2 separate regions of the Homo sapiens genome follow, and region 2 is linked to region 1. Evidence: read pairs that join two places in POLR2A ChIA-PET (ENCODE). Cell type or tissue: A673. All regions are shown on one strand. Each heading gives the region's core, and the rest is flanking DNA. Links, peaks and the distances in the headings are about the cores only.

Region 1 (12,338 bases), core at 3,336-5,835:
TTGGTATTTTGATAGGAATTGCACTGAATCTAGAGATTGCTTTGGGCAGTATGATCATTTTCACAATATTGATTCTTCTAACCCATGAGCATGGGACGTTTTTCCATTTGGTTATGTCATCTATGATTTCTTTCATCTACTTTCTTTCATAGGTCTCTTTGTAGAGAACTTTCATCTCCTTGGTTAAGTATATTCCTAGGTTTTGTTTTGTTTTGTTTTTGTTTTTGTTTTTGTTTTTGTTTTGTTTTTTTGAGACATAGTTTTGCTCTTCTTGCCCCAGGCTGGAGTGCAATGGCACAACCTTGGCTCACTGCAACCTCTGCCTCCCTGGTTCAAGGGATTCTCCTGCCTCAGCCTCTGCAGTAGCTGGGATTACAGGTATGTGCCACCATGCCCAGCTAATTTTGTGTTTTTAGTAGAATGTGGTTTCTCCATGTTGTTCATGCTGGTCTCGAACTCCTGACCTCAGGTGATCCACCTGCCTCAGCCTCCCAAAGTGCTGGGATTACAAGCATGAGCCACCGTGCCCGGCCTTTTTGGTAGCTATTATAAAACGAGTGGAGTTCTTGATTTGACTCTCAACTTGTTCATTGCTGGTGTATAGCAGTGCCACTCATTTGTGTGCATTGGTTTTATAACCTGAGACTCTACTGAATTCGTTTATCAAATCTAGGTGTCTTTTGGATGAGTCTTTGGGGTTTTCTAGGTATAAGGTCATATCATGGCAAACAGAGATAGTTTGACTTCCTCTTTTACAATCTGGAGGCCCTTTATTTCTTTCTCTTGCCAGATTTCTCTGGCTAGGACTTTCAGTACTGTGTTGAATAGAAGTAGTGAACGTGGGCATCCAGGTCTTGTTCCAGTTCTTTGGGGGAATGTTTTCAACTTTTCCCCATTCAGAATGATGTTGGCTGTGGGTTTGTTGTATGTGGCATTTATTATTTTGAGCTATGTTCCTTCTGTGCCCAGTTTGTTGAGGGTTTTTATCATAAAGTGATGCTGAATTTTATGGAATACTTTTTCTGCATCTGTTGAGATAATCATCATATGGTTTTGTTTTTCATTCTGTTTATGTGGTGAATCACACTTATTGACTTGCATATGTTGAACTATCCCAGGGCCCTGGGATGGAACCCACTTGATCATGGTAAATTATCTTTTTGATGTGCTGTTGGATTCACTTTTCTAGAACTTTGTTGAGGATTCTTGTATCTGTGTTCATCAAAGATAGTGTCTGTAGTTTTGTTTGTTTGTTTGTTATGTTCTTTCCTGGCTTTGTTATCAGGGTGATATTGGCTTCATCGAATGAGTTAGGGAGGGTTTCCTCCTTGATCTTTTGGAATTGTTTCTGTAGGATTGGTAGCAATTCTTCTTGGAATGTCTAGTAGGATTCGGCTGTGATTTCACTGGGTCCTGGGCTTTTTAATGTTGGGAGATTTTTTATTACTCATTCAATGTCACTGCTTTTTACTGGTCTGTTCAAGATTTCTATCTCTTCCTGATTCAAGCTGGGTGGGGGTGGGATTTGGGGTTAATTATATCTTGTTTTGCTGAGGTCAGTGGGAAGAGGCAGCTCAGAAGCTGAAAAGCAGCCTGGAATCCCAGTCCACCAACCCCTTGCTTTTCCCCCATCTAGCCCAGCCTCAGTTCATTCTGCCAGCAAAAGAAAGAGACCAAAGCACTACTGGCAGACCTTCACAGGTTTGTGTGTAGGTCTGAGGCCTGCGCCAGCTAAGCACATATTTTGAACATCCCCCTTTTCAACAATGAAAAATTATTTCTCATGTCGTTTCTGCTCATTAACAAGATTCTAGCATCTATTTCTGTAACAATTATTAGGCTCCTAAGGTCCCTCCTCTGGAGAGAGAAACCCCTATTAGGGGCCTTCAAATGCTAACCAACCAATCTTTCATGCAGATTAGAGATTTTTTTTTTTTTTTTTTTGAGACGGAGTTTTGCTCCTGTTGCCCAGGGGGAAGTGCAACGGCACAATCTTGGCTCACTGCAACCTCCGCCTCCCAGATTCAACAGATTCTCCTGCCTCAGCCTCCCAAGTAGCTGGGATTACAGGCATGTGCCACCACACCCGGCTAATTTTGCATTTTTAGTAGAGACAGGGTTTCTCCATGTTGGTCAGGCTGGTCTCGAACTCCTGACCTCAGGTGATCTGTCCGCCTCTACCTCCCAAAGTGTTGAGATTACCGACGTGAGCCACCACACCCAGCCCCTAGAGTTATTTATAAATGCATTCATACTACTCTTTACACCGAATTCTTTTTAGCCTAAGTAACCATAAAGATAATACAAAACCGACCTTTGGCAAGTTGCTTCCAGCACCTCAGTTTTCTCTTCTATGAGATGGAATTAATGGCGCACATCCCAAAGGCTGTTGTGAGCATCCCGGGGTGATTCAGAAACAGGGTAGAAGGAATGTGCACAATGAACCCGAGCTTTGTTTTGAACCAGAAGGTGAGCTCTGTGACAGCAGGACTTTCCCCAGGTCCTAGAACAGAGGGCACATAGCAGGGGCCTCACATATCGTGCTGGATAAATGAATGAATGAACCAGGATATTTTTGTAGAAATCCCTAAACTGACACAAAGGCCCCAGGGCCACCAGCTCCCCCTGTGCCTTCAGCAAGTGACTCAGCCTCCGGGACAGGCGTCCACTCAGGACCTCTGAGTTTCCTCCAGACTCTATCCCGCCGTGAACAGACAAAGCCACACACAAAAGTACACAGCCCTCACCTACAGGCCCAAAGAACAAGGCCCAGGATTGCTCAGTGTCGCTAACCTACCCCACGAGCCCTCCTTCCTTGCACACCAGCCCAGCTGCCCACAGGTGCTGCAGGCCCCAGCTGCACTCACAGACTCTGGAAGGAGGCTGACTCATCAGAATTATAATAATTCATCCGCTCTTCCTCAGCCCCTCAGCTGTGAAGGGCCAGGAGCCCAAAAGGAGGTGGGAAGAGGCCAGGCAGCGGGTGGCAGGGCAGAGTGAGACACGCAGCTCTGGGGACTCTCTCGGGGGATTCTCAACAAGGATTGTGGGCCAAGGAATACGAATGACATGGCCCAGGGCATCCAAAGGATAGCTGCCATTCTGTATGAAGTATGAGGCTGAGCCTCTCCCAGGGTATGAACCCTGATGGCAGAGGCCATGCGGTCAGGTCTTACAGTGGAAGAAATGGGAAACCTCTTGCCACTGAGGTTCCTAAATCACTCTGGGTAAATAAGCAAAGGAAAACCTCCCCACGACCCCAGGCAGAGCTTTGACAACAAATCAAAGGTCAGCAACGCCATAAATCTACTGCCTTTGCCACAAACAGATCATGAAGAGCTATTTTGAAAACGACTGGGCCAAAAAAATTCCCTGGAGCCGAATCAACTCAAAGAGCTCAAACAGAGAACAGGAAAATCTTCCTCCTTCTCTCCCAAGAGACCAGACCATGAGGCCCCCAGAGCTAAGCACCCACAGTGAGGGCTGCCTCCTTGCACTGGCGAGAGCACAGTCCCTAATGCCAGACCCAGGACAGTGTTCGTGGCCTTGGGTGCTGCAGACTGACAGGTCTTCCCCCAACAGCCACTGCAGCCTGCAGGTGGGCAGCTTCCCAGAGGAGCCTCCCAAGATCCTTCACTCCCCGGCCCAGGAGCCAGGGCCCGCACGGGATTTTCTAGCAGCGCATCCAGGTGAGCTGCTCACCTGGACTATGCACATGGGTTCAGGTCTGACAGCCCCGGGGCTAGCCAGGGATCTGGCCCACGAGGATTTTCTTTCCATGAAAAATGCACACATGCATGTATGTGTGGAAAACGGCCTGAAGGGACCCCCATTGGTATTATCAGATGTCACTGCAAGATCCCTGAATTTTACAATGGCTACATTCTGTACAATAATTTTTTATAAAGATGACTGAATTTTCTGAATAATGAATGTGTATGTTATACTTTTAAATACAGCATTGTTTGGCAAATTTTTTTTTTCATGTTACCCAAAGTTATTAAATACAGAGATTTAGAAAAATAGAAACCAAAATGGGGAGAGGATCACCTGTAACCATAATCCCACTATCGAGATATATTCTGATGATCTTTTAGTGAATTCCCTGGGTATTTTCCTATAATAAGCATTTTTAATAAAAAAAAGATTATATAGCACATTCTTTTCTTTTCTTTTCTTTTCTTTTCTTTTCTTTTCTTTTCTTTTCTTTTCTTTTCTTTTTGAAATGGAGTTTCCCTCTTGTTGCCCAGGCTGGAGTGCAGTGGTACGATCTCGGCTCACTGCAAACTCTGCCTCCCAGGTTCAAGCGATTCTCCTGCCTCAGCCTTCTGAGTAGCTGGGATTACAGGCATGAGCCACCACGCCCAGCTAATGTTTGTATTTTTAGTAGAGACAGGGTTTCTCCATGTTGGTCAGGCTGGTCTCAAACTCCCAACCTCAGATGATCTGCCCGCCTCGGCCTCCCAAAGTGCTGGGATTACAGGCATGAGCCACTGTGCCCGGCCGGGACATTCTTTTTTATAACCTACTTCTTTGCTTCACTATACATGCTCAACACTTTCTAGCTCATGAGCATCGTTCTGCAGTATCATTTTAATGCCCTATGGTATTCCATTAAGTGGATGTCCCATGCTTCATTTAACTCATTCTTTCCTTCAGGATTTTCAATCAGCAAGTATTTCTCTCTAGGCCTCCACAGGCAAATTGTCATGAGTGCTATTCTCCAAATATGTCGACCATGTGCAGACAGTGGGATCATGCTTTCTTGTCCCTAGGTGTTGCCATGTGACTTGTTTGGGCCAATGAACCGGAAGCAGCAATGATATCTGGGCAGAAGCTTCAGGGTCCAGTGCACATTTCTGAACATTCTCTTTCCTGGAGGTAACTCACTGTGAGGCTGGAGACAGAAACTGCGTCCACCCAGGTCTCTGCATGTAAGCCCCAGCCAACCTACAATGGGCATCCATCACAAACCAATAACCAACTCAATGGCTTGCCCACCGGGATTCAGCCCTGCGTTGTTTCTGAGCTTGTCCTGACTGACTGGCCTCAGGGCTGATGCAGGAACAAGGTTGAGACAGAATCCCAACCCTCCAAGTGTGTGTGGCCCAGCTGGGAAGTCCAGCCTACATGTAAGGGAAGAGTTCAATAATGCACAACAAGTAACCGTTCAAAGCAAAACTGTTGGCAGGGTGCCGTGGAGCAGAGTGGACCAGTTCTGCCCTGAAAGGACAGCTTTGAAGCAATCTGAGAATAACGAGGGCTCCTGGCACTGGAATGGCCTGGGCAGATGCCCTGGAGGAAGGTTCAAGGGGAGGGCTCTGAAGGATGGGGAGATTTGAGGGGCATGGAGGTAACAGATGGAGAAGAGTGGGAGAGGAAAGGGGTCGTGATGGAGCAAAACACAGAGCCCAGAGGACTGCAGGGGGGTGATTGCTGTGAAGTCGGAGCTCTGAAGAACTGAGAGCTGGAGACAGCCTCCGAGAGACAGCAAGGAGCCAGACAGGGAAATCACCCCTGTCAGGGGAGGAACCTCTACCGCTTCCTGTGCTTCCCAGGCTTCTTTCTGGGGGAAATGTTTCTGTAACTGCCTCATTCAGGAATGCCCTCTGTGAACCTAACTTTGGAGGCTTAATCTGGCTTGGCGTCATCACACATATGTTATATGTTATATTCAGGAGTAAGACTGACTGCAGATACAGTCAAAACCATTGTGATTTGCTAATTCTATTTGAGTAATCACTCTCAACAGCCAGCCACAGGTCCTGGCCACACTTCAGCCTCATCAGCTAGTGCCACTCAGCCAGTGTGTCAGTCAGCCAGTGTGTCAGTCAGCCAGTGTTAGTCAGCCAGTGTGTCAGTCAGCCAGTGTCAGCCACCCAGTGTCAGTCAGCCAGTGTGTCAGCCACTGTCAGCCAATGTCAGCCAGTGTGTCAGCCAGCCAGTGTCAGCCAGTGTTAGTCAGCCAGTGTGTCAGTCAGCCAGTGTCAGCCAGTGTCAGTCACCCAGTGTCAGTCAGCCAGTGTGTCAGCCACTGTCAGCCAATGTCAGCCAGTGTGTCAGCCAGCCAGTGTCAGCCAGTGTTAGTCAGCCAGTGTGTCAGTCAGCCAGTGTCAGCCAGTGTCAGTCACCCAGTGTCAGTCAGCCAGTGTGTCAGCCACTGTCAGCCAATGTCAGCCAGTGTGTCAGCCAGCCAGTGTCAGCCAGTGTTAGTCAGCCAGTGTGTCAGTCAGCCAGTGTCAGTCAGCCAGTGTGTCAGCCACTGTCAGCCAATGTCAGCCAGTGTGTCAGCCAGCCAGTGTCAGCCAGCCCATGTGTCAGCCAGTGTGTCAGTCAGCCAGTCTCAGCCAGTGTCAGTCAGGCAGTGTCAGTCAGCCAGTGTGTCACCCAGTGTCAGCCACCCAGTGTTTCAGTCAGCCAGTGTCCATCAGCCAGTGTCCGTCAGCCAATGTGAGTTGGCCAATCATTGTGTCTGTCAGCTAGTTGGTCAATCAGTGTTCATCCATTAGTCTGTCAGTGTCAGTCTGTCAATCAGTGTCAGTCAGCCAGTCACTGTCAGTCAGTTGGTCAGACAGTGTCAATGAATCAATGTCAGCCAGCCAGCCCATCACTGTCAGTCAGTCCATGTCAGCCAGCCAGTTAATAAGCACAGTGTTCAGCTGGCTTCTGAGCGCTGGGCCTGTTTGCCTTTCTGTTTATTTACCCAGCACCTTTCCTGTTTCTGGGCATTGGGATAGGTGTGTCATCCCTCCGTGAGGACAGAGAGCTGTCCCCAGGAACTCAGGACAAATTAATTACCCAGCTGGGTCAGGCCCCAGCCCCCATTTTCAGCCCAGCCACCAGCTGCTAGGCTGAGCTGCTGTGATTCCAGGAGCTTCTTGAGCTTAGAGGGCATCTGTTCAGAAGTGAGTCAAAGGAACAAGGTCACCTTCTGACTCTGCAGAGCCTCTTCCTCCCCGACAGGGGTTTTTGGTGGTATGCCACAGCAGGGCTCCTCTGGCCACAGTCCCAGCATTGGCGAGACTAACCTGATGATACCTCTGGCTCTGTGGCAGCGGCCCTTCCACCTTCCTCCCACAGGAGACCGTGTTGTCTATGGATGGGCAGACACAAGCGTTTTCCTAACACAGCTGCCGCTTTCTCAAATAGGACCAGGGTAGAGGGCGGAGGAGGGCAGGGCCATCCCGAGCCTTGGTGCAGTGCCCAGGTTTGCACATTGCTGTGGGCATGTGTGTTGTCTGCTTAAACAGTGTCCCCCCTTCTTTGAGGGCACTGCTCATCTCCCTCTCCCCAGCCACCACCAACCATGTGGGTTCAGCTATGAGGTGACAAGCCAGAGGTGGGCCTGAGATCCAGGCTGGACCAACTGTAGTACTTCCTTATCCCACAGTGATTGGTCCAGGGATGTGCACGTGACCCAAGCCAGGCCAATCAGAATCCTTCCCCAGGATCTTTCTGAGGCTGTCTCCTTGAGTCCTTTAGTTGGAAAGATGCGTGCTTAAGCCGGCCACGAGAATGGCTCTCATTGTGCAGGAAAAACCTTGGAAGGAGAGAATAAACAGAAGGAAACAGGTGCAGAAGGAAACAGACGAGAGTCCTGACACGGTTTTGAGGCCCTAATTCCGGTCAACTCAGCAGCTGCCTTCTACCCCCGGCCTCCTGCCATTTGGTTTTGTGAATCATACTTGTAGCCAAGAACTTTGGCTAATACAAACACGTATAATTCTAGAGCTACCCAGACTGACATCTCTCACTCATTTGGAAGTGGACAATCCAGAGTGTGATTTGCCCAAGCCCCTTGACTTCTCCCCTTTAGCCCCTTCCAGGGAAAGCCAAGGGAGCCCCACTTAGTCCTCAGGTGGCTGCAGCAAGCAAACCCTCAGGTAGAGGCTGGGGGACCAGCACCTGCTCCGACGCCATGGCCTTTTCTAGCTATGAAGCACATGCATCTTGGCCTCTGACTTCTTTCAGTCAATGTTTTGTTCTGAACATACTCTCGGCACTGAGAATGTTCTCTTGCTTGTGTTTTGGGTAACTCCATGGGGGGCTAGATTCCTGGGCATGTGACCTGTGCCATCGCACAGGGCCCTACGCTTCGAAGGAACCCATGTTTGGTTTCATGCTCTGCCGACATCTTGAAATTGTTACACATTTTGAACAGGGAACCTTGCAGTTTGATTTTGCATAGAGTCCCACAGATTATGCCGCTGGTCCCGGCTCTGTGCAATCCCTCCTGGTGGGATCTGTGATTCCAAGGAATTGCTCCAGTTCCCAGAACCCCACTCCCGATCACTCCTAGCTTGTATCTTCTTTACCTTAATGCCTCCCTCCCCCCATCCCTGACTTCTACGGTATTCTCCCCACCCCACCCCATAGATGGACTTTTTCCCCGGAAGCCCACAGCCTCTGTGGCCTCATCTGAGCTGTGTCCATGCCAGCCGCAGCTGGGGCATGGCTCCTCAGCTGAGCTCAATGTCAAACCAAAGCTGGATCCATTTTATTTGGAAGAATGCCAATTAGAGTGGCTTGTCTTGCTTCTACTCCTCAACCCCTGACATTCTACAGTTCTACCCCAAACCCCCTTCCAGAGGCCTCTGGGAAGGCTGCCTCAGGGCAAACCCAAGATGGCAACAGCCTCTGGTTTGATCAGTCGAGGAGAGCTCTGCTGCATGTTTGAACAAGAAGAGCAGCTTCTATGAGATGGCTTCATAGTTCTATAATGAGGATTTTAGAAGTCTAGGAAATGGGCAAGCAGCCTGTGTCCTTGGGAACTGCCTGCTGCACATCCAGCAAAGGGAGGTCCTTGCCATGGCCTCACTGCTTCTCCTGGAAAAGGTGGATTTGAGCCCCTCACATCCCCCCAGGTGGAACAACACAGAACTGCGGCTGCTGAGACTGGCCACAACCTCAGTCTTCTTCACGCCTACTTTTTTTTGTTTTTTGAGACAGAGTCTCACTCTGTCGCTCAGGCTGGAGTGCAGAGCGCAGTGGCACAGTCTCAGCTCACTACAACCTCTGCCTCCTGGGTTCAAGGTGATTCTCCTGCCTCAGCCTCCCGAGCAACTGGGATTACAGGTGTGCCCCACCACGGACCCAGCTAATTTTTGTATTTTTAGTAGAGACAGGGTCTCACCAGGTTGACCAGGCTGGTCTCGAACTCCTGAACTCATGAAGCCCACCAAAGTGCTGGGATTACAGACATGAGCCATCGTGCCCAGTCTAAACCCACAATTTTTAACAGAACAGACCAATCTAGGGGAAAGCCAGTAGGAGAAACTAATAGACAATTTGACAATAAAGAATCCAGGTGTGGTAAAAAATGATTTATTTTTGAAGCATGGTTAACAGCTATGCAACTAGGAACATTTCATTTACCTGTCCCATCTATGTTTTTCTGTCACAAAGACATATACTAAGACTTTGGAAAAATTCCAAAGGGGATTACACTTGAAATGTGCTGTGTTTTCACTTTTTTTTTTGTACTTGTCTTATTCACAGTGAATCAAATAAAACAGCTTTACAGCTTACTAAAACTCAAACTTGTTCTCAAAGGAAGCAGTTTAAACATTTTCAACTGAAAAATCAGCAACACAATGATTCTACATCAGGAAATCGAACCAGGGAGACAAAAAGCAGCTCTAATAGAAAGCGTGTCTTGTCAAAAGGTTAAAAATAAAAATAAAGGCCCGGGGCCAGGCGCGGTGGCTCACGCCTATAATCCCAGCACTTTGGGAGGCTGAGGCGGGGATCACAAGGTCAGGAGATCGAGACCATCCTGGCTAACACGGTGAAACCCCATCTCTACTAAAAATACAAAAAGTTAGCCAGATGTGGTGGCGGGCGCCTGTAGTCCCAGCTACTTGGGAGGCTGAGGCAGGAGAATGGCATGAACCTGGGAGGCAGTGGAGCATGTAGTGAGCCAAGATTGCGCCACTGCACTCCAGCCTGGGTGACAGAGCGAGACTCCGTTTCAAAAATAATAATAATAAAAATTAAAATAAAAAAAATAAAGGCCCGTTGAGGTGGCTCATGCCTGTAATCCCAACGCTTTGGGTCTTTACAAAAAATAGAAAAAATTAGCTGGACGTGGTGGCACAACTGTAGTCCCAGCTACTCAGGAGGCTGAGGCACAAGGATTGCTTGAGCCTGGGAAGTCAAAGCTGCAGTGAGCCCTGATTGCACTACTGCACTCCAGCCTGGGTGACAGATGACAGAGCGGAACCCTGCCCCCTCCTCCCCCACCAAAAAAACCCACACATATTATGAGGAAAATCCAACTTATTTACAAAGAATGGGTCATCTTCAGGCCTGAGATCCCAATATGTTATGGTAAAATTGTGGGTGCACCGTCCTCTTTGGAAAAAGGGGGTAAGGAACAGATCTGGCTCAATCCATGCTAAGAATCTGGTTTTAAAAGATCAAAGAAGTTTCAGAGAAAAACCTAACATCACTGTATGCCCCAGGGGTGTCATTTACCATGAATGAAAGGGCTGGGAACGCACTCTCCCTGAGGTGCCCCCCAGGCCTGCCAACATCTCATGAAATCTGGTAGTAAACTGGCAAGAGTTCCCTCTGCACCAGCAGGCTGCAGGAAGTTTGTGGGGCTGGGGGCTGGTCTTCTCTGGTCTTCCCCTGGGAAGTGCCTCCCGCTTTCCCCAAACTGCCAAGCTACCAAGCCCTCTAGTGAACAAATGAGCCATAGTCTGGAGGGCTGGCATGGTAACCAGAATGGGTGGATGCTGCCAGGAGAGGCCAGGGCCCCTGAGGATTCGGGGGTCGGCACTCTGGCAGCACCATCTCACTTCTTAGCCATTGCAAATGAGTAGGCCCTTTCTCCTCAAACCCAGAGCAGTAGCTGGCTAGAAGAAACGGCACCAGGAAGGTGGCAATAAACTCTGACTGAGCTCATGTCAGTTTTCTCCTAACCCACCTGTAGATTTGAGAGCAAAAGTCCTGACTCATCCAGCCCCAGTGTAACTGTGAAGTGCGGCTGTCATGTTTACAGTCCCAGTTACTCAGGAGGCTGAGGCAGGGGGATCACTTGAATCCAGGAGTTTGAGGCTGCAGTGAGCTATGATCACACTACTATACTCCAGACAGAGTGACAGAGTGAGACTCTGTCTTTTTTTTTTTTTTAAGACGGAGTCTCGCTCTGCTGCCCAGGCTGGAGTGCAGTGGCATGATCTCAACTCACTGCAACCTCCGCCTCCCAGGTTCAAGTGATTCTCCTGCCTCAGCCTCCTGAGTAGCTGGGACTACAGGTGTATGCCACCATGCCTGGCTAAATTTTTGTATTTTTAGTAGAGACAGGGTTTCACCATGTTGGCCAGGCTGGTCTCGAACTCCTGACCTCAAGTGATCTGCCTGCCTCAGCCTTCCAAAGTGCTGGGATTACAGGCATGAGCCACCATGCCGGGCCGAGACTCTGTCTGTTTAAAAAAAGAAGAAGAAGAAGAAGTAAAAGAAGGCAGCTCAGCTGGTACAGTAGAAAGCCTATTCTGGAAACTGCCATGATGGATGGCTAATAAAATATTGGAGATACTTAACCCTTAGCCAAACAGTATGTGTCTGTGTGGTGTGTGTGAGTATGTACATGTATGATAGACTGTGTGTGTGTGTGTGTGTGTGTGTGTGTGTTTGTGTGGTGGGGGTATGTGTGTGAAGGCCCCAGAAGGTGGCCCTGGGACAAAGCGCTCCTACCACTTGTCCCCAGCATAGGACAGCCACACAATTCAGAGCACAGGAGAGCCCACACCTGGAGGCTGGGCTGCCCTTGCGGGTGGGGTTAGCAATAGCTAACATGAAAACTTCCAGATAGCAAACCTCCCCTGGCCACCTGACTACATATTTCAAACATTACCTGAAGCAATGAAATTCAAGAGCATTCATAGTCTTTTTTAAACTTCTGACTACGACCCACATTGAGGTTAGTTACATGGCTGCCAAGGGGGTGGGGACACAGGATAGGTAACAAGAGTTCAGACTCAGCCTGATGGCACAGGGTGCGCTTTGCCCTGTCCCAGTCCACTGTGTTTGTGGTGGTGACCCACTAAATTGATTTTGTGACCCACTTGTGGGTTCTACTGCAGCTTGGACCCGCAGTCTCCGTGCACATGGAAAATCATTCCCTCCACGGAAGTGGGTGGACCTCCCCGCAGCAGGCCCCGGCCTCAGTGAGGATCACCAAGTGCCACCAGGCCCCCACAACCCCGCTCAGGAGGAGGAAGCAGGCTTCCCTGACCATCTTTAAAGAAAAGGGGGCACCATGATGGGCCCACTCAGGTCCAGGCTGGCAACCACAGGTCCACCCGTCCAAGACGCAAGGCGAGGCTGGGCCA
Region 2 (12,338 bases), core at 5,001-7,500, 56 kb after region 1:
AAGAGCTATGGAGTGAAGCCTTGAGCCTGGAGGATGGGTTGGCAGGCCATGGGGCAGCTGTCTGCATGTGATGCAGTGTTGCCTGTGCCTGCCTGTGCTGGGGTTGTGCAGTGAGAAGGACATCTAGGACAGACCTAAAAATTAAGCATGTATCATGGTCATGCCTGTCGTGTTATTTCCTGTAAACATATGCCAGGGGAAAAGACCATGAGTGTGTGTTTTTTGTGCGTTCTTAGAAAGTGAGTAGTAGAAAATGATCAATACAACAATGAAACATCACTTATCATGAAGTTAAAAGTGTGCACTGCCACCTGCTGAGATTGCAGTGCTTTCGAGGCTACTTTCTTGCTCTATGTGAGGCACTCTCTCCTGTGCCATGAATCCAACAAAGAGCCTGTGCCCAAGATGCTTCCAGGTCAGCCCTCAGCTACACATCCCATGAACGCAGCACAGGCCACGGTCGACCATGTGGGCTCCATTCTGATCCTGCTTACACCCTATCAGGTTTACTAAAACCACATCCATCCCTGGTCATGCTGAAGATACTGGTATTATTTCTGTGATAACAAATGAGTGATTATGTAACAAAGACTGTATGACTTTAACGTTGTTGTCGTTGTGCCTGTTCTACGTTCTAGCACTGCACCAACTTGGATATCAAATGCAGAAGAGATATCAAAGTCCTCAGCGTCTGCATCATCTCCTCTGGGAAGCCTGCTTGATATACGTCTGCATTTGGGGTGATGTGTGGAATCGATATTGAATGAAATCGTGTTCAATGCCATGTGAGGACTGTGGTGCCAACCCATGGTAAAGGTCCTACATGCAACGCCCAGAGTAACTTTTCTCAGCTATCCCAGTGCCACTTTCTTCCTTATTTTCTGGGGCCTGGCGAAGCAAATCCAAGCTTCTCAGTTTTGCATTTGGGACTCTCCCTTTCCCAATTTCCTCTTCCCTCCTGACACTCATTGCCTTCCCAGCCTCGGCAGTAGTCAGACACCGCCCTGCTCTCCCTCTGCACCTGGCTCGTTACCACCTTCATATGCCTTTGTTCCTGACTCAGGTTTCCCCAGCTCTCTCCACCAAACCAAGCAAACAAAACTTTTCTCTTTTTCAGGAGCCAGAGGTCACTGGTCTTGTTGTAGATTCATAGCAACAAAGAAGCATTACCTAACTTCTCTTTCTACACAAACTCTCTTGCTAGAATGATACTGTATTTGCAACCTTTATGTGTGTCCAGCTTCCTAGTACTCTACTCATTTAAGTAAATAACAGCAATACAACTTTTTTTTTTTTTTGAGACTGAGTCTCGCTCTGTTGCCCAGGCTGGAGTGCAATGACGTGATCTCAGCTCCCTGCAGCCTCCGCCTCCTGGGTTCAAGTGATTCTCCTGCCTCAGCCTCCCAAACAGCTGGGATTGCAGGTGTGCATCACCACACCTGGCTAATTTTTGTAGTAGAGACAGGGTTTCACCATGTTGGCCAGGCTCATCTCAAACCTCTGACCTCAAGTGATCCACTTGAGGTGGATCAGTGCCTCAGCCTCCCAGAGTGCTGAGATTACAAGCATGAGCCACCGTGCCCAGCCAATACAACTTTTTAATTGCCCATAAAAACATCACTCAAAAACCCTGCTCATCTGCCCATTCAATGAACAAAGAATAGCAGAGGAGGCGAAAACATAAAATTGTTAACTCTTGACAGTGCCCCTAGCAAAATTAAGCCTAACTAGTAGTCGAATGTGGGTAAAATAAGGTAAGAATATAGATTTTCCCATTAGCAGAAGAGTAATTAAAATGACTTGCTTTAAAAAGAGTTCTGGGCTGGGTGTGGTGGCTCATGCCTATAATCCCAGCACTTTGGGAGGCTGAGGCTCTTAGATCACTTGAGGTCAGGTGTTCAAGACCAGCCTGGCTAACATGGTGAAACCCTGTCTCTACTAAAAATAACAAAAATTAGCAGGGCATGATGGCAGGTGCCTGTAATTCAAGCTACTTGGGAGGCTGAGGCAGGAGAATCACTTGAACCTGGGAGGCGGAGGTTGTGGTAAGCCAAGATCGTACCATTGCACTCCAGCCTGGGTGACAAGAGCAAGACCCCGTCTTGAAAAAAAAAAAAAAAGAGTTTTGAAAATCAAGGGGATCTCCACAATCTGTCATTTAATAACAGGAAGCCCAGGGTTCTCTCAAATTTCCCATCAAAACATGGTTTCATAGCAACAGCCACTGAAAGGTAAGGTTCCTGTGATTTCGATTTTACTAGCTATTATGCATTCTTTGTGACTCAGTCTAGATGGGGTAAGAAATGTCAAACTTAAGATTAAATGTTTTTATGATGAGTAGAAAACCAAGATGAAATATGTTTTTCAGTAACTAAAAAGCAACTAATTTATTAAAAGACACTTGTAAAAGTATGATTGCTGAGTGTATTTAAAGTTTCTTTTATTTAGCCTTTAATAGTTCTGATCAAAATCTTTGAAAATTCAACTGGTAAGAAAGATTAAGCTGAAACCTTACAGTGAAGTTATAATAACTGAGAAATGTTAGGCTCCAAATAGTTTTGGTGTTTTGTTTTGTTTTGTTTCATTTTTTGTTTTTGAGATGCAGTTCCACTCGTCACCCAGGCTGGAGTGCAATGGCACGATCTCGGCTCACTGCAACCTCCGCCTCCCAGGTTCAAGCAATTCTCCTGCCTCAGCCACCTGAGTAGCTGGGATTACAGGCACCTGCCACCACACCCAGCTAATTTTTGTGTTTTTAGTAGGGACAGGGGTTCACGATGTTGGCCAGGTTGGTTTCGAATTCCTGACCTCAGGTGATCCGCCTGCCTCAGCCTCCCAAAGTGCTGGGATCACAGGTGAGCCACCACACCCAGCCCCAAACAGCTTTTTAACTTAAAAAATATCTGACTACCAACAGCTCACTCAATCTTTTTTCCGGGGGAGGGGTTGCGGGGACAGGTTAGCAAAAGCCAGTAGAATATATAAATGGAGACTGGTTTTAAGAGTTCACCTAAAACCTAGAGAAGCAAAAGAGAAGAAATAGGAAACATGGCCACTTTACCGTAGATTAGTAGTAGTATCATGAAGCCAAGACTGCGCTGCATCTAATCAAGGATACGTGATGAACACTACGTTTCTGTACACACATCTTTGTTAAAACCAGTTTCTCATACCTAATTGCAGCATTTGCAATTAAGGAGAGTTTTGCCTTGCAATGATAGGTTCAAACATTTTTACTACTTTGGTTTTTCCCACTGGATCTACTGAATCAAGCTTCGGGAGTGAGGAGGTTATTTCCTCTCACTGCTCCATCACCTGCAACCAACATTTCTCCCTTGTGCATTCATTCTTTCAGACTACATTTTAGAATCTTCTGTATGAACAGTATGTATTTTTCTATATTCAGAGTGATAGTTTCTTATGTATTTAAAATGTTTTCTATTCATGGCTAAGAATTATGTACAATAGCAGGGAGACAACTGCTCTTAGCTGTATGGTGAACTAGATATTCTGAATTGTAACCGCCCCCTCCCACCTCCTCCATACAACATCCACATGCTGGATAAATTACAGCAATCATACTTTATTTATTTAGAGATGGCGTTTCACTCTTGTTGCCCAGGCTGAAGTGCAATGGTGTGATCTCAGCTCACTGCAACCTCCGCCTCCCGGGTTCAAGGAATTCTTCTGCCTCAGCGTCCCGAGTAGCTGAGATTGCAGGCATGCACCACCACGCCCAGCTAATTTTTTGTATTTTTAGTAGAGACAGGGTTTCACCATATTGGCCAGACTGGTCTTGAACTCCTGATCTCAGGTGACCCGCCCATCTCGGCCTCCCAGAGTGCTGGGATTACAGGCGTGAGCCACTGCACTCAGCCAGCAATCATACTTTTACATGCACTGATGAGACTGCAAGACAGGGAAATTCCTCATGACTCACAAATATATTAACAAAATGGTAAACAGGCCACTAGCCAGGATGCCCTTGCCTGCACAGCTGGGGACTAAGGACTTCAGGTCACAGTGATGAGGGATATTTATAAAGACAAGGCTTTGGACCTAAAAGAGAACTGGGAAGCTGAGCCTAAGATCTTCACATGAAGCCAGGAGACTATAATAGAAGAGCTCACCTAAAACAAGTTCGTCAGAGAAAGACTGGGCTAGGAAAAAAACCACTAAGGCTGGGCACGGTGGCTCACGGCTGTAATTCCAGCACTGTGGGAGGCCGAGGCGGGCGGATCACAAGGTCAGGAGTTCGAGACCAGCCTGGCCAATATGGTGAAACCCCATCTCTACTAAAAACACAAAAATTAGCCAGGCGTGGTGGCAGGCACCTGTAGTCCCAGCTACTCAGGAGGCTGAGGCAGGAGAATCGCTTGAACCCGGGAGGTGGAGGCGGAGGTTGCAATGAGCTGAGATCGCACCACTGCACTCCAGCCTGGGTGACAGAGCAAGACTCCATCTCAAAAAAACAAAAAACAAAAAAACAACACCTGCGTTTTACCCAGTTCTGCAATGATGGGGGTATAGATGGGAGATCTTAATGCTAGATATGTTTTCCCTGATACTTTGTCAACTTTCATCAAGGTCTAGGGTTCAAAAATACATTATGCTTGCACATGGAAATTCCAAGCCACAAATGAAAGTGGCCCCAAGTGATTGCATCACCTGGAGTCTGAAAGGTAAATATGCATCCTCTCTGGAGAAAAGCATCTTCATTTTAGGTACCTTAGGAGTCCCAAAGTATGTCCTCCCAATTTAAGGGGAAAAAAATCTGAAACACACAAGGAAATAAGCCAGTACGCACAAGGGTCAGCAGGAAAACTTTTTTAATTCTTAAGAAATTAAGATACTGGAATTATCAGAAACAATATAATTATGTAAATAAAACAGAGTGGAAATAAATGAGCAAAGAACAACAGAAAATCAAAAATAACCAGGAAAATTCAAGAAAGAATCAAACAGAACTCCAAAAACAAAAAATTACTGAAATTAAAAATTCAGTGGATGGGTTAAATAAGAGACTGGGCTTATGTGAAAAAGAGTGGGTGACCTGGAATATAGACCTGAAACAATTATTCAGAATAAACTATCTGGATAATATGAGTTAAGATACAAAGAACAAGAGGAGAAAGCCTTACATAAAACTGACTAAGATTACAAAAGGAAATAATAGATAGAATGTGGAGAGAGACTATTTGAAGAAAAAATGGCAGAGAAGTTTCCAGAATAATAAAAAACATTAAGCCATCAGACACAGGATATAACAAGAAAGATAAAGGAAATCCCTATCTAGACACATTATAGTGGAATATTCTAGAATACCGAAGACAAAGGTAAACCTTAAAAGCAGCCAGAGACCTTTTTCAACAAATAGTCCCAGTACAAGTGGATGTTCATAAGTCAAAAAAAAAAAAAAAAAAATCTCAAAATGGATCACAGACTTAAATGTAAAACTAGAGAATTTTTTTAAAAAAATTAAAAGTATGAGAAAAATTTCGGAAGCTAGTGCTCGGCAGAGTTCTTACTTTTGACACCAAAAGCACAATCCATAAAAGGAAAAACTGATAAACTGCAGAAAAATTAAAATCTTGTACTCTACAAAACTCTATTAAAAGACAGGCCATACATTGGAGGCTAGGCATGGTGACTCATACCTGTAATCCCAGCATTTTGGGAGGCCAAAGCGGGAGAACTGCTTGAGACCAGGAGTTTGAGACCAGCCTGGGCAACATAGGGACCTCGTTTCCACTAATAATAAAAAAAAAAAATTAGCTGGCTGTGGTGGCAGGCACCTGTAGTCCCAGCTACTAAGAGGCTGAGGTGGGAGGATTGCTTGAGCCCTGGAGGTTGAGGCTGCAGTGAACTGTGATCTCACCACTGTACTCCAGCCTGAGTGACAGAGCGAGACTGTCTTAAAAAAGAAAAAAAAAGAAAGACAAGCTATATATTGGGAGGAAACAGCTGCAAGCAACATATCTGACAAAGAACTAGTATGTAGAATACATAAAGAACTCTCAAAACTCAAAAATAAAAAAAAACCTAAAAATCCAATTAGATATAAAGTAACATTTCACCTAACAGGATATGCAGATGGCAAAATGAGTACATGAAAAGATACTCAACAACATTACCAATTAAAGAAATAAAAATTAAAACCAGAGTAAGTTATATATCTATCACTATATACCTACCAGAATGCCTAAAATAAAACACAGAGACACAACTAAATGTTGTTGAGAATGCGGATGAAGTGGATCGCCCATATGTTCTTGGTGGGAATGTAAAGCAGTCTGACTCACCCAGGAAAACAGTTCAGCAGTTTCTTTAAATATGCAATTATCATATGACCTAACAACTGCACTACTGGGCAGTTATCCAGAAGAAATGAAGACTGTGTTCACAAAGAAACTAACAGCAGCTTTACTCATTACGGTCCCAAACTGTAAACAACCCAGATGTCCTTCAATGGGTGAATGGTTAAACAAACTACAGTATATTCATACCATGAAATACTACTCAACAATAAAAGTGAACTATTGGCCAGGTACAGTGGCTCACACCTGTAATCCTAGCACTTTGGGAGGCTGAGGCGGGTGGATCACCTGAGGTCAGGAGTTCGAGACCAGCCTGGCCAACATGGCGACACTCCGTCTCTACTAAAAATACAAAAATTAGCCAGGCATAGTGGTGTGCGCCTGTAATCCCAGCTACTAGGGAGACCGAGGCAGAAGAATTGCTTGAACCCAGGAGGCAGAGGCTGCAGTGAGCTGAGATGGCGCCACTGCACTCCAGCCTGGGCAACGAGACTCCATCCCAAATAAATAAATAAAACAAAATAAAATAAAAGTGAACTATTGATACAGCAACAAACTGGAAGAATCTCTGAAGAATAAGGCTGACTGGGGCAAAACAAACCCAATCCCAAAAAGGGATTTGGTTTATAATCCTGTAAGACACAATCTCGAACACCTTAATCCTGAATGGTGAAATCCCAAAAGATCAAAATGCCTAATCTAAAATCCATAATGTCTAAAATCCCAAAAATCACAATCAGAGGATACTGGCATCATGATAGGTAGAACTACAACTTTCTCATTGTCTTTATTTGGAAATTAAGTACGGTTTAAGGAGGTATGTATGGGTGCTGAGTTGATAAGAGGTGTTCTTTGGGACTTAATTTTAGGTGTCAAGTTGATTGGATTAAGGAACACCTAGAAACTTATTAGTGTTTTGAGTGTGTCTGTGCAAGTGTTTCCAGAGATTAGCATCTGAGTGAAGCCAGTGGAAGACACTGGTTGTTCTTAAAGTATTTCAAATGACTGCAGTTATAAAGCTGAGCATACACAATTACCAACCACAGGGCTATGCATTGATACATTTCCCTTTTTGACCTATTTCTTTATAAATACCACTCATCTGTTCATAACTGTCATACCCATGTGACTGTCATTAGTAGAGCTGAGAACTGCTTATGCTTGCAAACATACGTATGTTATTGTTGCCTATTTTATTGTGTAAAGTGGCCTGTGTTTGTATTTCTCAAATCCTCTTTTAAAAATGTGAATAATCAGCCAGGTGCAGTGGCTCATGCCTGTAATCCCAGCACTTTGGGAGGCTGAAGCAGGCAGATCACGAGGTCAGGAGATCGAGACCATCCTGGCTAACACAGTGAAACCCCGTCTCTACTAAAAATACAAAAAAAATTAGCTGGGCATGGTGGCGGGTGCCTGTAGTCCCAGCTACTCGGGAGGCTGAGGCAGGAGAATGGCGTGAACCCGGGAGGCAGAGCTTGCAGTGAGCCAAGATCGTGCCACTGCACTCCAGCCTGGGTGACAGAGCAAGACTCCATCTCAAAAAAAAAAAAAAAAAAAAAAAAGTTAATAACCTGAAGTCAGGGGTTTGAGACCAGCCTGGCCAACATGGTGAAACCCCATCTCTACTAAAAATACAAAAATTAGCCGGGCATGGTGGCGCACACCTGTAGTCCCAGCTACTTGGGAGGCTGAGGCAGGAGAATCACTCGAACCTGGGAGGTAGATGTTGCAGTGAGCTGAGACTGTGCCACTGCACTACAGCCTGGGCAACAGAGTAAGACTCCATCTCAAAACAAACAAACAAACAAAATGTAAATAAATATCTTTTAAAGGTTTTTAAAATTATTCTTTCCAGAATTACATATTTGGGATTATGATTATCAGGGTTTCAACCTTCATGATCATGGCATTTGGGATTATGTATTTCCGGATTATGAGTGGCTCCCCAAAAGGCTACATAATACAGAATTCCACTTATATAAAATCCTTGAAATGACATAATTATAGGAATGGAGAACATATCAGTGGTTGACAGAGGTGAAGGAGAAAACAGAAGTGGCAGGGAAGTAGACGTGGCTATAAAAGGACAGCAAGAGGGGTCCTTGTAGTGATGGAAATTTTCTGTATCTCCACTGTGTCCATGTCAGCATCTTGGTTGTGATACCATACTAGAATCTTACAAGATGGTATCACTGGAAGAAACTAGGCAAAGGGTACACAGGTTCTCTCTGTATTATTTCTTATGATTGCATGCCAATCTACAACTGATTTCAAAATTGAAAGTTTAACCACAGCAAAAAAGCAATCAGAAAGAAAAGTCACATTATATCCAAAAGAATGACATTTGGAATGACAAAAGATTTCTCCCCAGTAGTAACAAAAGTAAAAAGATAGTAGACTAATTCTTCAAAGTACTGGGGGAAAAAAAGACACACCTCAACTTAGAATTATGTACATATAAAATCAACTTTATAGAATGAATTGAAAATACTTTTGATAAATGTAAACTAAGAGTTTGCCATCAACAGATGTCACTAGAGGAACATCAAAAGATGTGCTTCAGAAAGAAGGAAAATTATCCTAGGTGAAAGGTCTGAGATGTGAGAATAATAATGAATAAACAAACACTTCTAACATATAAAGTAAATCTAAACCAACAATTATCTGTACAAAAACAGTAATAATCACAAGGTCTAATTTTTTTTCTAACAGATGGTGTCTCACTATGTTGCCCAGGCTGGAGTACAGAGGCTAGTCACAGGCACAATCGCAGTGCACTGCAGCCTCTAACTCCTGGCCTCAAGGGATCCTCCGGCCTCAGCCATTCAGGAGCCAGAACTACAGGTGTGCACCACTGAGTCCAGCTCAAGGTCTAATTTTAAGGTGAAAAATCACAAGCTATAACTAAAATACTGAATGATTTTAACACGAAAGTTGCAAGAGGGGTGACTTGGAGAGTTCCAAGACTCTCAATTAGAGAGGAAGATAAAGATATAACATTATACTTTTTAAGTACGGATGTAATATTCCAAGGAAATTCCCCCAAAACAAAGAAGAGGGGGCAGAGGGGTGAGGGTGGAATTAAAAAACATTTTTGATTCCAAAAGAAAAAAAAAGAGTGGAAGAAAAAAACATAAAAAGCACAAAATAAGGTGGTAAGGAATAAATGCAAATACATCAGTACACATAAAAATGCACTCAACTAACCAGTTAAAGTTCAGATTAGATTTAAAAATAATTGGCCGGGTGCAGTGGCTCATACCTGTAACCCCAGCACTTTGGGAGGCTGAGGTGGGCAGATCAGAAGGTCAGGAGTTCCAGACCAGCCTGGCCAATATGGTGAAAACCCTGTTACTAAAAAAAAGAAAAAAAAATTAGCCAGGCCTGGTGGCAAGCACCTGTAGTCCCAGCTACTCAGGAGGCTGAGGCAGTAGAATCGCTTGAACCCAGGAGGTGGAGGTTGCAGTAAGCTGAGATTGCGCCACTGCACTCCAGCCTGGGTGACAGAGTGAGACTCCGTCTCAAAATAGTAATAATAATCATCATCATCATCATCTAGCTATATGCTGTTTATGAGACACACTAAAACATAAGGACATTCATCAACAAAGCAGGATAGAAAAATCTAGCTAAACTATGCGCAATGCTATCAAAAAATAAAAACGTCAATGAAAACAAATTCCCAGAAAAATGTAATAAAAATGACTAACATTAAAGAAATAGAAAGGCTAATAATTCTATAATTTTTGAAACCTAATCAATAGTTAAGAAATTTTCTCACAAAAAAATGCAAAGTTCAGACAATTTTATAGGCAAGCTCTATCCAGCTTTTAAGGAACAGATTAATTTAAATGTTTTTCTTTTCTTCCAAGAGAACAGACAGAGGGAAGGAGAGAGAGACAGCACTCCTTAACTTATTCTTAGTATCCACAATCTATTAAGTATAAAAAGACAACAATCTACTACTATATAAATGGGCAAAAGACATGAAACAAGCTTTTCAGAGAGCAATAAGGAATGAATAATAAACATGGGAAAAGATGCTCAGCCTCATTAACATTTAGGAAATACAAAGTTAACTTCCACTCTAGTCAAAATGGAGTAGCAGAGGCACGATTTACCTTCTCCACCTTAAATTAAAACCTATATAAAATGTATACAAGGAAGTTTTTCAGATGTTAGACAAAAGCCAGTGCAGGACAGTGACTCCTGAGAGATGGAAAACAAAGAAAGCCCTATAATTGCGCAAGCTTCTACATGGGGTTTCTAAGCTGTGGCACTAAGGCTAGGGAAGGGAACCTCCCTGGGTAGAGAATTTAGGGGAGCCAAGGTAAGATTTGCAGGGCAGAATATTGGGTTTCCCTTAAGTCTTCAGCTAAACACCAAGCAGTGTATGCATGTGAGGTAAGGAACAGGAGATACAACTGGGAGCTCAATAGGGTTCAGAATATTTCATGTTCCCAACAGACAGAATGCAGAAACCGTGTAACCAGGAAGATTATTCAGAACGGTATTACCTTCGTAGTGGGTCAAATTAGCCCTAAACTAAAGGCTGTCCCAGTCCTGTCTTATTAAGCTTAAAAGCAAGCTATAAAATGATCGGATTGTTTCCAAGTAACTTTATGTCCCCAAACAGAGTTCAAGATACTTAAAAGAACTCCAGCACCCAATATTAAAAACAGAAATTACCAGGCATGTAATGAAGGAAGTTACAATCCAATATGGGCAGGGTGGGGGTTGGGGTAGGGTGGGAATCAATCAATAGAAACAGACCAGAAATGATGCAGATGACAGAATGGGCAAGCACACTGAAAGAGCTATTATCAATACACTCCAGATGTTGAAAAAAAAAAAAATAGAGGAAGGCATGAGCATGTGAAGGAGACACATGGGAGATAAAGACCCAGACAGAAATTCTAAAGACTAAAAATATGTCGGAGGTGAAAAATACCTGGATACGATTAAAAGGAAATTAGATACTTTAGACAGAAAGATTAATAAACAATGAGGACACAGCACTGGAAAGTACCCAACATGAAACACAGAGAGAAAAAGGCTTTTTAAAAAGCTGCACAGAATCAGCACACTGGGAGAAAATTCTGAGGGGCCTAACGTACATCCAAGTCATCAGAGCCCCAGGAGAAGCATGAGAGGAGCAGAGAGAAAACCATAACAGAAGAAAAAATGCCCCCCAATTTCCAAATTCTATGAAAACCATAAACCCACAGGTAAAATAGCTGCAGCAGCAGAAACGTGAAAAAAAAACTACAGCAAGCACATCATAATCAAACTTCTTACAACCAGTGACAGAAAACCTTAAAAGCAGCCAGGAAAAAAATGACATCTTACACATGGAAGAGCAGAGATAACAGTAATCTTGCTGGAAATCACAGGTAGATACCACTTAACATCCACTAGGTTGGCAAATTTTTAAGTCTGAACTTAAGTGTTGGAGATGCTATGAAACAAAGGTAACTCACAGTGCCAAGAGAGGTATAAACTAGTACAGTCACTTCAGAACACAAATTTGGCATTATTTTATCAATATATCAAGCAATATAACTGCTAGATACAATGTTCACAGCAGCATTGTTTCAACAGCAAAAACAAATAAACAAAACTCAAATGTCCATCAAGAATGAATAAGTTGTAGTATATTTATATAATACTATATAGCAATAAAAATGAAAGAAAGTCACAGAAGTAAACATTTTGCCATTTATATAAAATTCAGAAACATACAAAATTAACATTTCACTTACAGATACATACGTATGTTGTAAAACTATAATAGACAAATGACAAACACAAAATTCCAAATAATTATTTGAGAGGGAGAGGGCCTTAGGGAACTTCTAAAATGTCGACAACATCTGTATCTTAAGCTGGCTGATGAGTACACAGATATTTACATTTATTATCCCTTTATATATACGTTTATGTATTTTTGTAGTATGAAATACTTCATTAAAAAAAGAGTGAAAATGTAAGACTTCAAAAATGAAGACTACCATTTATGTA

Evidence for each region. Peaks named below come from ENCODE experiments on the same cell type or tissue, not always from the same donor. Only the 100,000 strongest peaks of a DNase experiment are listed, where the experiment ranks them.
Region 2: POLR2A ChIA-PET joins it to region 1 with 11 read pairs; 13 of 35 experiments call an interaction of 5 or more read pairs at or near these places.

The regions. Positions count from the first base shown.
Region 1 is chr6:149,438,320-149,450,657 of GRCh38, forward strand. ZC3H12D (zinc finger CCCH-type containing 12D) reads right to left here. Exons shown (of 6, transcript NM_207360.3): 6 at 8,476-12,338. Among named protein-coding and RNA genes, the nearest start is that of ZC3H12D, 41 kb to the right of the region's middle. RefSeq lists an enhancer at 2,321-3,235. In A673, for the core only: no CTCF peak of the experiment used is centred there; no DNase peak of the experiment used is centred there.
Region 2 is chr6:149,492,903-149,505,240 of GRCh38, forward strand. It overlaps PPIL4 (peptidylprolyl isomerase like 4), which reads right to left. Exons shown (of 13, transcript NM_139126.4): 13 at 11,593-12,338. Among named protein-coding and RNA genes, the nearest start is that of ZC3H12D, 14 kb to the left of the region's middle. RefSeq lists enhancers at 3,798-4,298, 3,867-4,086. In A673, for the core only: no CTCF peak of the experiment used is centred there; a DNase peak (open chromatin) is centred at 6,339.